Linked DNA regions of Homo sapiens: regions 1 and 3 are each linked to region 2. The links are chromatin contacts, found by Hi-C or POLR2A ChIA-PET in ENCODE. All regions are on one chromosome and are shown on one strand. Each heading gives the region's core, a stretch centred on a gene start or an enhancer-like site at or near the end of the contact. The rest is flanking DNA. Distances are from core to core; before and after follow the strand shown.

What was found. Hi-C counts contacts between places; a loop is a spot of excess contacts on that map. ChIA-PET counts read pairs that join two places held with the same protein, here RNA polymerase II (POLR2A). Pooled maps may share reads with other maps.
Region 1: a loop to region 2 is called in a map of CD8-positive, alpha-beta T cell, with 12 times the contacts of the local background. The contact joins the promoter of MTIF3 here to the promoter of BRCA2 in region 2. A Hi-C loop is called at or near these places in 2 of 168 maps with a recorded cell type or tissue (both CD8-positive, alpha-beta T cell) and 6 of 50 pooled maps. POLR2A ChIA-PET finds 5 or more read pairs at or near these places in 1 of 52 experiments (Panc1).
Region 3: a loop to region 2 is called in a pooled map, with 19 times the contacts of the local background. The contact joins the promoter of SUPT20H here to the promoter of BRCA2 in region 2. A Hi-C loop is called at or near these places in 5 of 50 pooled maps.

What each region holds. Positions count from the first base shown.
Region 1 is chr13:27,449,245-27,451,944 of GRCh38, reverse strand. It overlaps MTIF3 (mitochondrial translational initiation factor 3), which reads left to right and starts at 1,381. Exons shown (of 5, transcript NM_152912.5): 1 at 1,381-1,436. RefSeq lists enhancers at 947-1,006, 1,027-1,386, 1,230-2,144.
Region 2 is chr13:32,314,127-32,316,826 of GRCh38, reverse strand. BRCA2 (BRCA2 DNA repair associated) reads right to left here and starts at 1,319. Exons shown (of 27, transcript NM_000059.4): 1 at 1,160-1,319; 2 at 300-405. The coding sequence starts at 366. It overlaps ZAR1L (zygote arrest 1 like), which reads left to right and starts at 1,464. Exons shown (of 6, transcript NM_001136571.2): 1 at 1,464-1,512; 2 at 2,277-2,497. RefSeq lists an enhancer at 660-929, a promoter at 1,038-1,534, a cis regulatory region at 1,863-1,929 and a silencer at 2,048-2,268.
Region 3 is chr13:37,058,354-37,061,053 of GRCh38, reverse strand. SUPT20H (SPT20 homolog, SAGA complex component) reads left to right here and starts at 1,366. Exons shown (of 26, transcript NM_001014286.3): 1 at 1,366-1,495. RefSeq lists a silencer at 1,195-1,454.

The DNA of each region.
Region 1 (2,700 bases), core at 132-2,631, 4.9 Mb after region 2:
TGTTTACTGTTTCTCTCACTACTTCAGTCTAGCAATGCAAGGAACATTTAAAGTTTGCCTGGGTTTGGGGTTTTTTGGCTTTTTTATTCTTGATTCTGCTACTAGTTGTGCGACCTTGGGCAAATTTGTTTCAGTTCCCTCATCTGTAAAATGGGTAATAATAATAATTGGCTCATAAGGTTGTCCTGAAGATTGAATAACTTGAGATATGTTCAGTGCGTAGAACAGTGTCTGGCACATAGGCAAAAGCAATCACAAATGTGGGCAATTATAATTGCTGAGCACCTAACTTTTCCCAGGTATTGTGCTACTCAGTCTGTCCCCGAATCTACGTCACACAAAATATCTTGGCATTGAGAAATAATTTTGATAGAATAAAATGAATCCTTAATTCTTCTTGATTAACTTGGAAATGGCCAAGATGCACACCTGGACTTTCGGTCTCACACAAGAGTTGTTTCATTACCTCCCTATTTTAACAGTGAGCGTCGAGCTACCAGCAGCTAAAAAGGAAATGGAGATTTCGTCTTTGCTCCCAAAGAACTATTTAAAGCTTTAGTAGTTGTGTCATCTGTAATAAAAGACGTAATGCTGACTCAAGGAGTTAATGAGAAATAAGACAACGCCTTCCAGTGGACAAGTAGCCAATAAATGTTAGTTTTTCTTCGTACCAGGAATCCAAACATTCCAGGTATGAAGCCAGATTAGGTGGCTTCACGACTGTGGACTCGCAGTCTGCCCTTGAGGAATTTCTTATTGAAGAAGAAAAAGAGGGGGGACACGGGGCCCAGACCCCCAGCACCCGGCTTTCGAGCAGGCTCCACGGGTCCGGGTCCGGGTCCGTTTTCCCTTTCGCCAGCTGGGGCCCCGTTCGAACCTCTCCCAACTACAACGCGGAGGCTCCGACGCCCCGGCCCCAGCTTTGTTTTGCCTCCGGGAGCCGCGCGCCACCGGGGACCCGCGGGGAGCCGTTCTCACTCCGAAGCTGTCTGCTCACCTGCAAATCGGAGACAGCGCCCTTTCACTTACGATCCTTATAAAAGACGCTTATAAAACATTTTATTCAGTGTTACATTAAAAAGACGTTTATGAAAGCAATTTATAAAGCCCTAGTGGGAGACCGAGATTGGTGTTAATGTAACTGGAGTAAGGGCTGCTCCGATTGCTGCAGAAATTCGACATTAGCCTTCACCGCACCTGCGGAGCAGCGGGAGCCAGGTGAGCAGCAATTTCCCCTCAGGGACTTCCTCCGCGTTCTCCGCATTTTCTGTCGGCGGAACTGAATCCCAACAGTAGAAAAACGTGGCTCCGCCCATCACCTTTCCTTTAAAGGACGCGGGGTGAAGCCCCGCCCACTACGGAGAGCGAAGGGGACTCGCCGCAGATCCGCTGTACTTGCGTCCGCTACAGTATGTCAATCGCTTGCCCCAGCACAGGTAATGCTAAATATGAGGCGTGCGGAGCGGTGCGCGGACCGGCATCGGGAGGGCGTGGCCTTAGGGGGCGCCCCTGTGGAGGAGGCACCCGGAAGGTCAGGGCTACCCCGTCCCGCCGGTACCGAGGGCGGAGAGGCTCCGCAGGTCCTGCTGCGGAGTCGGAGGGTTCTGCCGGGCTGTAAAGCCATTTTCAGCGAGGCCGCTGCACGAACTTCCGAGGGATGTTAGACCTAGAGTTGCCGCCAGCCCCACTGAGCTTTTCTAGTTCCGTCCCGACATGCGCGCCCTCGTTTGTGCGCACGCACGCACGCAGTACGTCGCTACGTCCCGTCTCTAGCCCTGGCGCTCCGCCGGTCCCGTTCTGCAGGTGGGCGTCGCCGCCGACTTACCAACAACCGGGTCGGGGGCTCCCGGAAGTGCTCTTGCGGCTTACTGCCTGGCACAGGTGGGGCAGAGCGAGCCAGGCGAAGGGCGCCTGCGCAGGACATGCTGGACAAATGCGTTGTTCTTGCTGCCTGCTGTTGCGGGAGGAGGCCTTATGGGGGAAGGTCGCGAAGTGACTGGGATTTTTTTTCTCATTTGTCATTTAGTGGGCTCCGTGGCTTAAGACTTGAACCAAGTAAACGAAGTTCTCTTACTGAGAAGTCTCAGTTTCAAGTACGTGTTGTGAAAGGCCTAAGTCTTAGAAAAGTAGAGGATGGAGAGAAGAATCTGAAAATCGACTACTATTCATTCTGTCAGGCACAACACAGTAACGAATAAGTCCATTTTGTTCCTGCTTCGTAGAGTTTACGGTCTAGTGATGGAGAACAGCAGTGCTAAGATCATCACAAAACTGTAATTGTAATGAATGTTTTAAAGGAAAGGTCAACTGGACTGTAGAAGCATTCAGTGTTAAGCTCAGTAAATTGGGGGAGGGATGGGAGAACTGGCTTAGTTTGGAAGGTAATCAGAAGAATGCGCTAAGGATCTGGCGTTTCCTAAACCAAGGACGAGAGTACTGTATTTCAAAAACCGAATGGCCAGTGTGGCCTAGGCATAAAGAAGAAACTGGAGAGGTGGGAAGGGCCTTTTGGCCTGGCGAAGGTGTAGATCTTTAATCTCGGGGCAGTTTTATTTAAGGTGAGGAAGGTCCTGGGTGTAGTGACCGCAGTGCAGTGGGAACTGGTTGCCAGGGCTCAAGCCGAGTTAGGAGACTGGCAGGAATCCAAACGAGGTGGTCGATGTTTTAAACTGACGGTGGTGACAGTGGATACGGAGAGGA
Region 2 (2,700 bases), core at 70-2,569:
GTACTGAAACCAAAAAGTTGGACAACTTCTGCCATAAAGTAACATTAATGCTTCTGATTTGTTAGTAATTGTTCCTACTGCTAGTCAAGGGGCCAGTTTCCTCTTTATCCACTAGACGTTCTATATTTATCATGTGGTTAACCTGCAAACGATGATTATGTTGTTAACTGGATTTATACACACATAAGGAACAGTTTATGGTTCTAAGCAACACTGTGACGTACTGGGTTTTTAGCAAGCATTTTTTAGAAAACACTTTCTCGGTGTAATTTATAAAGTTATATAAAATTTGTCAATACCTGCTTTGTTGCAGCGTGTCTTAAAAATTTCAAAAAATGTTGGCCTCTCTTTGGATCCAATAGGCATTTTTACCTACGATATTCCTCCAATGCTTGGTAAATAAGTCTGCAAAACAGAAGACCAAAATGCACTTACACAGGGATGCATTCCTTATTATGTGACTGAGGTAAAACTCAGAAGCGCTGGAAAATTTGTTTGAATTCTAATTCAGTCCCATCTCCTGGAACGGTAACAGCTTACTGTGAGGATGGGAACATTTTACAGCTGTGCTGTCCAAACCGGTGCCACTAGCCACATTAAGCACTCGAAACGTGGCTAGTGCGACTAGAGAAGAGGATTTTCATACGATTTAGTTTCAATCACGCTAACCAGTGACGCGTGGCTAGTGGGGACAGAGGGCTCCAGTTAGAGACCAACGCCGCCTGGTAATTCCCATCAGCATGTCTTCGGAATACAGCAATTACCAGGGGCTTAAGTAAGGCAAATACAGCGTGCCCAGCAGCTGTAAAACACTTCCCCAAAACAGCAATATTCCGTTAAAGTGATCGTGTTTCCAAGAAATTTCAGATGGCGTCATCTGGGACAGCTGGGAGGGAAGTTAAGTCTTGAGCTGAAGGCGGAGCCCAAAGGCCGGGCCGGAGGCGGGAAATGGAGACCCAGGGAAGGGGCGGGGCTCGAATTTGCTTGGCGAAAATCTGCCTTCGGGCAAGGACCTTTCTCTCAGGCATGGGTGGGGGTTGGCAGAGACAAAAGGGCAAGAAGCCGCGGCAGCGACCCGGGGCGTGAGGCGCTCCCCCGCCACGCTGGACTGGGACTGCGGAAGACGCGCTCGTCCCAACCCACTACCACCACCACTAACCCGCTCCAGAGGTGCAGTTCTTTTTTGGCCGGAGTAAGCTGACAAAAACCGCGCCGGTCACAAATCTGTCCCCTCACGCTTCTCCCGGCGGCGACCCACCGCCGCAAAAGACACCCGAGGCGCAGCAGAGGCGCAGCAGTGCCACAGCGGCTCCGCCTCTGCCGCCTAGTTTCAGAAGCTCGCGCCACAAGCCCGCGCTGGCCACGTGACGCCGTGACGCGACACGCAGCACACGCACCACCCGGAAGTCAGGCCTGGGTGGGCCGCTGCGGGTATTTCTCAGTGTGGCGAAAGGAAATTCCTTGTCAGGCATCCCAACCGTCAGTATCTGACCGAATAAAGCGGGAGCTGGAGTGTGTGTTCTCTTCTCGCTGACCCTTAAGAGTCCCAGGCCACCCTGCTTGGAGGGGCCGCCCCTATGCCTACTCCAAGTCCCCCATCCCTTTCTTTTTGCTCCAGCTCATGTTTGGGTGGGCGCCCTCGGGACACGACCTGGGACCTATGAAATACCTTTGTTCTGACCTTAAAAGGGATGTTCTCTCAAGACCTGTTCCCCAAAGCGAGCCGATCTTACAAAAGCTTAGAGTGGTCGGTGTGTGGTTGTGGATGACTTCACTTAGTGGTAGTGGGCGGGGCTGTTATTTGAAATCAGAGGATTTTAGTTCCAGTAGCTGTTCTGCTATTGGGTAGCAGGTGTTCAAGACCTCCGAGCCCGTTTCCTTGCTTGAAAAATTGTGAAACCCATCTTAACTCGCTCATGAAGTGTGAGGTACCTTGCTCCGCAGGGCTTGGTAGTATCTTTTGCTTTTTTTTTTGAGACGGAGTTTCGCTCTTGTGGCCCGGGCTGGTGTGCAATGGCGCAATCTCCGCTCACCGCAACTTCCGCCTCCAGGGATCAAGTGGTTCTCCTGCCTCAGCCTCCCGAGTAGCTGGGAATACAGGCATGGGCCACCACGCACGGCTAACTTTGCATTTTTAAGTAGAGACGGGGTTTCTCCGTTGTTGGTCAGTCTGGTCTCAACCTCCCGACCTCAGGTGATCTGCCTGCCTCGGCCTCCCAAAGCGCTGGGATTACAGGCATGAGCCACCACACCCGGCCCATCTTTTGCATTCTTAGGATTCGGATCACCTGTCTTCCTCGCAGGCTGAACTGGAAGACCTGACTTCATCTCCGAATTCGTTGGTTCTGTAACATGCCTAATACAAGGCTGAATAGGGTTTGTTGTAAGACCTACAAAACCTTCAAATGGATTCAGTGAGAGTTGCTCCCATGGGGGCCTTGCTGCTTCCAGAAGGTGCTTGAGCAGTAAACAGAAGCAACCTTGGATTAGGAAAAGGGTGGGCTCCGCTTGGTTCCTTAGGGACCATTTTAGTTTGATAATCAGTAATCCTTAGTTGTAGAAGGAGGCCTTACTAATGCAGATAGATTCTAAAGCTTTTGCTCTAAGTCTAATTCGCAAAGAAATACGTCTGTGATCCTTACTAATAACAGCTGCCACTTACCAAACATTTTATGAGTTAGGCATTCTGCTTTGGGTTTT
Region 3 (2,700 bases), core at 117-2,616, 4.7 Mb before region 2:
CTCTTGGTATGTAAAATGAATGGTTCAGCTGCTGTAGAAACATTTGTTTATGGGTTCCTCAAATATTTTCACGTAGAATTACTATAAGACCCAGAAGTTCCACTATGTTTATACCCAAAAGAATTGAAAACAGGGACTCGAACAAATACTTGTATACAAATGTTCATATCATTGCTATTCACAATAGCCCGAAAGTGGAAACAACCCAAATGTCCATCAGTGGATGGACAGGTAAAACTGTGGCATCTAGGTACAGTGGAATAGTAGCCATAAAGAGACATGAAGTACCGATACATGCAACAAGGTGTACAAGGTGAACCTGCAAAAGATTATGCTACGAAGACAGACCAAAAGGTCACACATTCCATTTATATGAAATATCCGTAATAGGTACCACAGTTTGAAAGCTGATTGGCATTTGCCAGGGGCTGAGAGAGGGAGGAATGGGAGTAACCACTTAATGTGTTCGGATTTTATTTTGGAGTGTACTTTAATACACTTATAATGTGTGCAACCACTAACTCTAATTCCAAGACACTTTCATTCATTATGACCCTTGGCATTGTGAACGGCAAATAATAAATGCTCATTAAAAAGATTCACCCCAGGCCGTGCATGATGGCTCACGCCTGTAATCCCAGCACTTTGGGAGGCCAAGGCGGGTGGATCACTTGAGATGAGGAGTTCAAGAGCAGCCTGCCCAACATAGTGAAACAGTCTCTACTAAAAATACAAAAATTAGCCGGGTGTGGTGGTGCACGCCTATAATCCCAGCTACTCCGGAGACTGAGGCAGGGAGAATCGCTTGAACCCAGGAGGCAAAGGTTGCAGTTAGCTGAGATTTCTCCACTCCACTCCAGCCTGGGCGACAGAGCGAGACTCTGTCTGAAAAACAAACGAACAAACAAAACAAAACAGACCTTACAATGTGTGCTAGTAATGCGGTTTCTGAATTTTTAGAACCCTTCTCTGGGGTGGTTTTTTTAAAAACATAAACTCATTGGCAGTTGATATACTACAGAAGGTTGTACGCATTGGACTAGTAAATGTAGGTAACGGTGTCGCTGTTTTTCCATTTGTATGTGCTAAGCAAAGAGAAAAGCTAGTTCTATGTTTCTTCCACTCTAGAAATTCAACAGGGTCGTTTTTCCCCAAATTCACATCTACACCCTCCCTCCCACTTTGCGGACTCGGACTCCAGGATTGAGCAGAGATCCTGGGCCCCGCCTCCCGCCCGGACGCAAGTCTCTGCGGGCCTCACCGGCGTCCTGCGCGGAACGCAGCGCTCCAGGCTCCTGGCAGCGGCCCCGCCCTCCCGGCTCCTCCCCTTCCGCCCGCCTTCCCCGCCCCTCGGCCCAGCCTGCCAATCGGAAGTGCGGCCGCCGGAACTGGCTGTTGGTGGGGGTGCAGCACTGAGCCGCCGACGGGGCGGGTGGGCTTTGCTGCCGAGCAGGCGGCGCCGTCTTGGGGCCTAGCGGCGAGGCGACCCGCACAGGTGGGCGGTGGCGGTAGGTGGGTGGCCAGCGACTGGCAACGCGGTGGCTTAGACGCGCGAGATCCGGCCAGGGTCAGAGGTGAGCGGGCCGCATCCCAGAGCCCGCTGGAGGAAGACGGGGTCCCCAGAGACCCGGCAGGCCGGGGCGGAGGTTGAGGCAGCTAAACTCCAGGTGGACGCCTACATCGCCTTTCGCGGTGTTGCTAAGCCGAACTTTTAATTTTAGTTTGACTTTTGGGTTCCAGAGACGGGTATTTCCGGACACTGGCAAGAATTTTGCCTTGCGTGTCTTCGAAGGCGGTTTTCTTGGTGTCCATATTGCATAAAGGCTTGTCGCTCCTCTGTGGAGATGACGGTTGTACAGGTAAAGCCTAAGTTGTGACAAAAGCTCCTGCAATGGGAAGACTCTGGTCGATCAGGGAAATCAGTAGAATTGATAGCAACGCGTAGAATTGATAGCAACGCTTAGAATTGGATTAATTACTGGCCATGGTTACCCGGCGCTCAGAAATGAACTTGGAGAACAGTTGCCCTGGAAGCCATCTCCCGTAGCCACTGCGTAGTGGGGGCCGCGTCTTCTTGAGTGCAATTCATCAAAGTCTCTAGTAGGACTCAAAATATAAAGTGACGAGCAGGATTTTCGGAGTCGAGTACAGTGTACTTGGGTTGATCACCATGTTATAAAGTTAGATCCAAATTAAGAAATACATATTCGTCTCTGAGCAGAATTGGGTCCTTTTTTTAATTGCTTTGCTTTTTTTAAAGAAATGTAAAAACAGATGCCGGTTTGATTAGTTTGCAGGTTGTAATATTGGAAGGGACCTAAGATTGGACACAGAGTTCTGAATTCTGATCTAGGTCTGTGATGTTAGGAAAGTCAGTTGTTCTGATTGCCTTATTCTGTAAAACGGAAATGATAATGATTACAGTTTCCTCACAGGTTCTAGTAAATTCTGTGTATAGACAGAATGTTTGCTTTGTGAGAGATATGAAGTTATTAGTTTTTGTCTGAAGTACTTAAATAATTTAAAGTTAGTAAGCCCCCATCCCCAATTTAGTGACAAGAAATCTTAAAGTCATCACATTTTGTCCGAAAAGTACATAGTGTATCTTCATCTTCAAATTCAGTGGTCAGAAAATTTTCACGTTCACCTAAATTCAACTTAAACCTCCTACGAGCTTTTCAAGGGTAGGAGTAATATCTT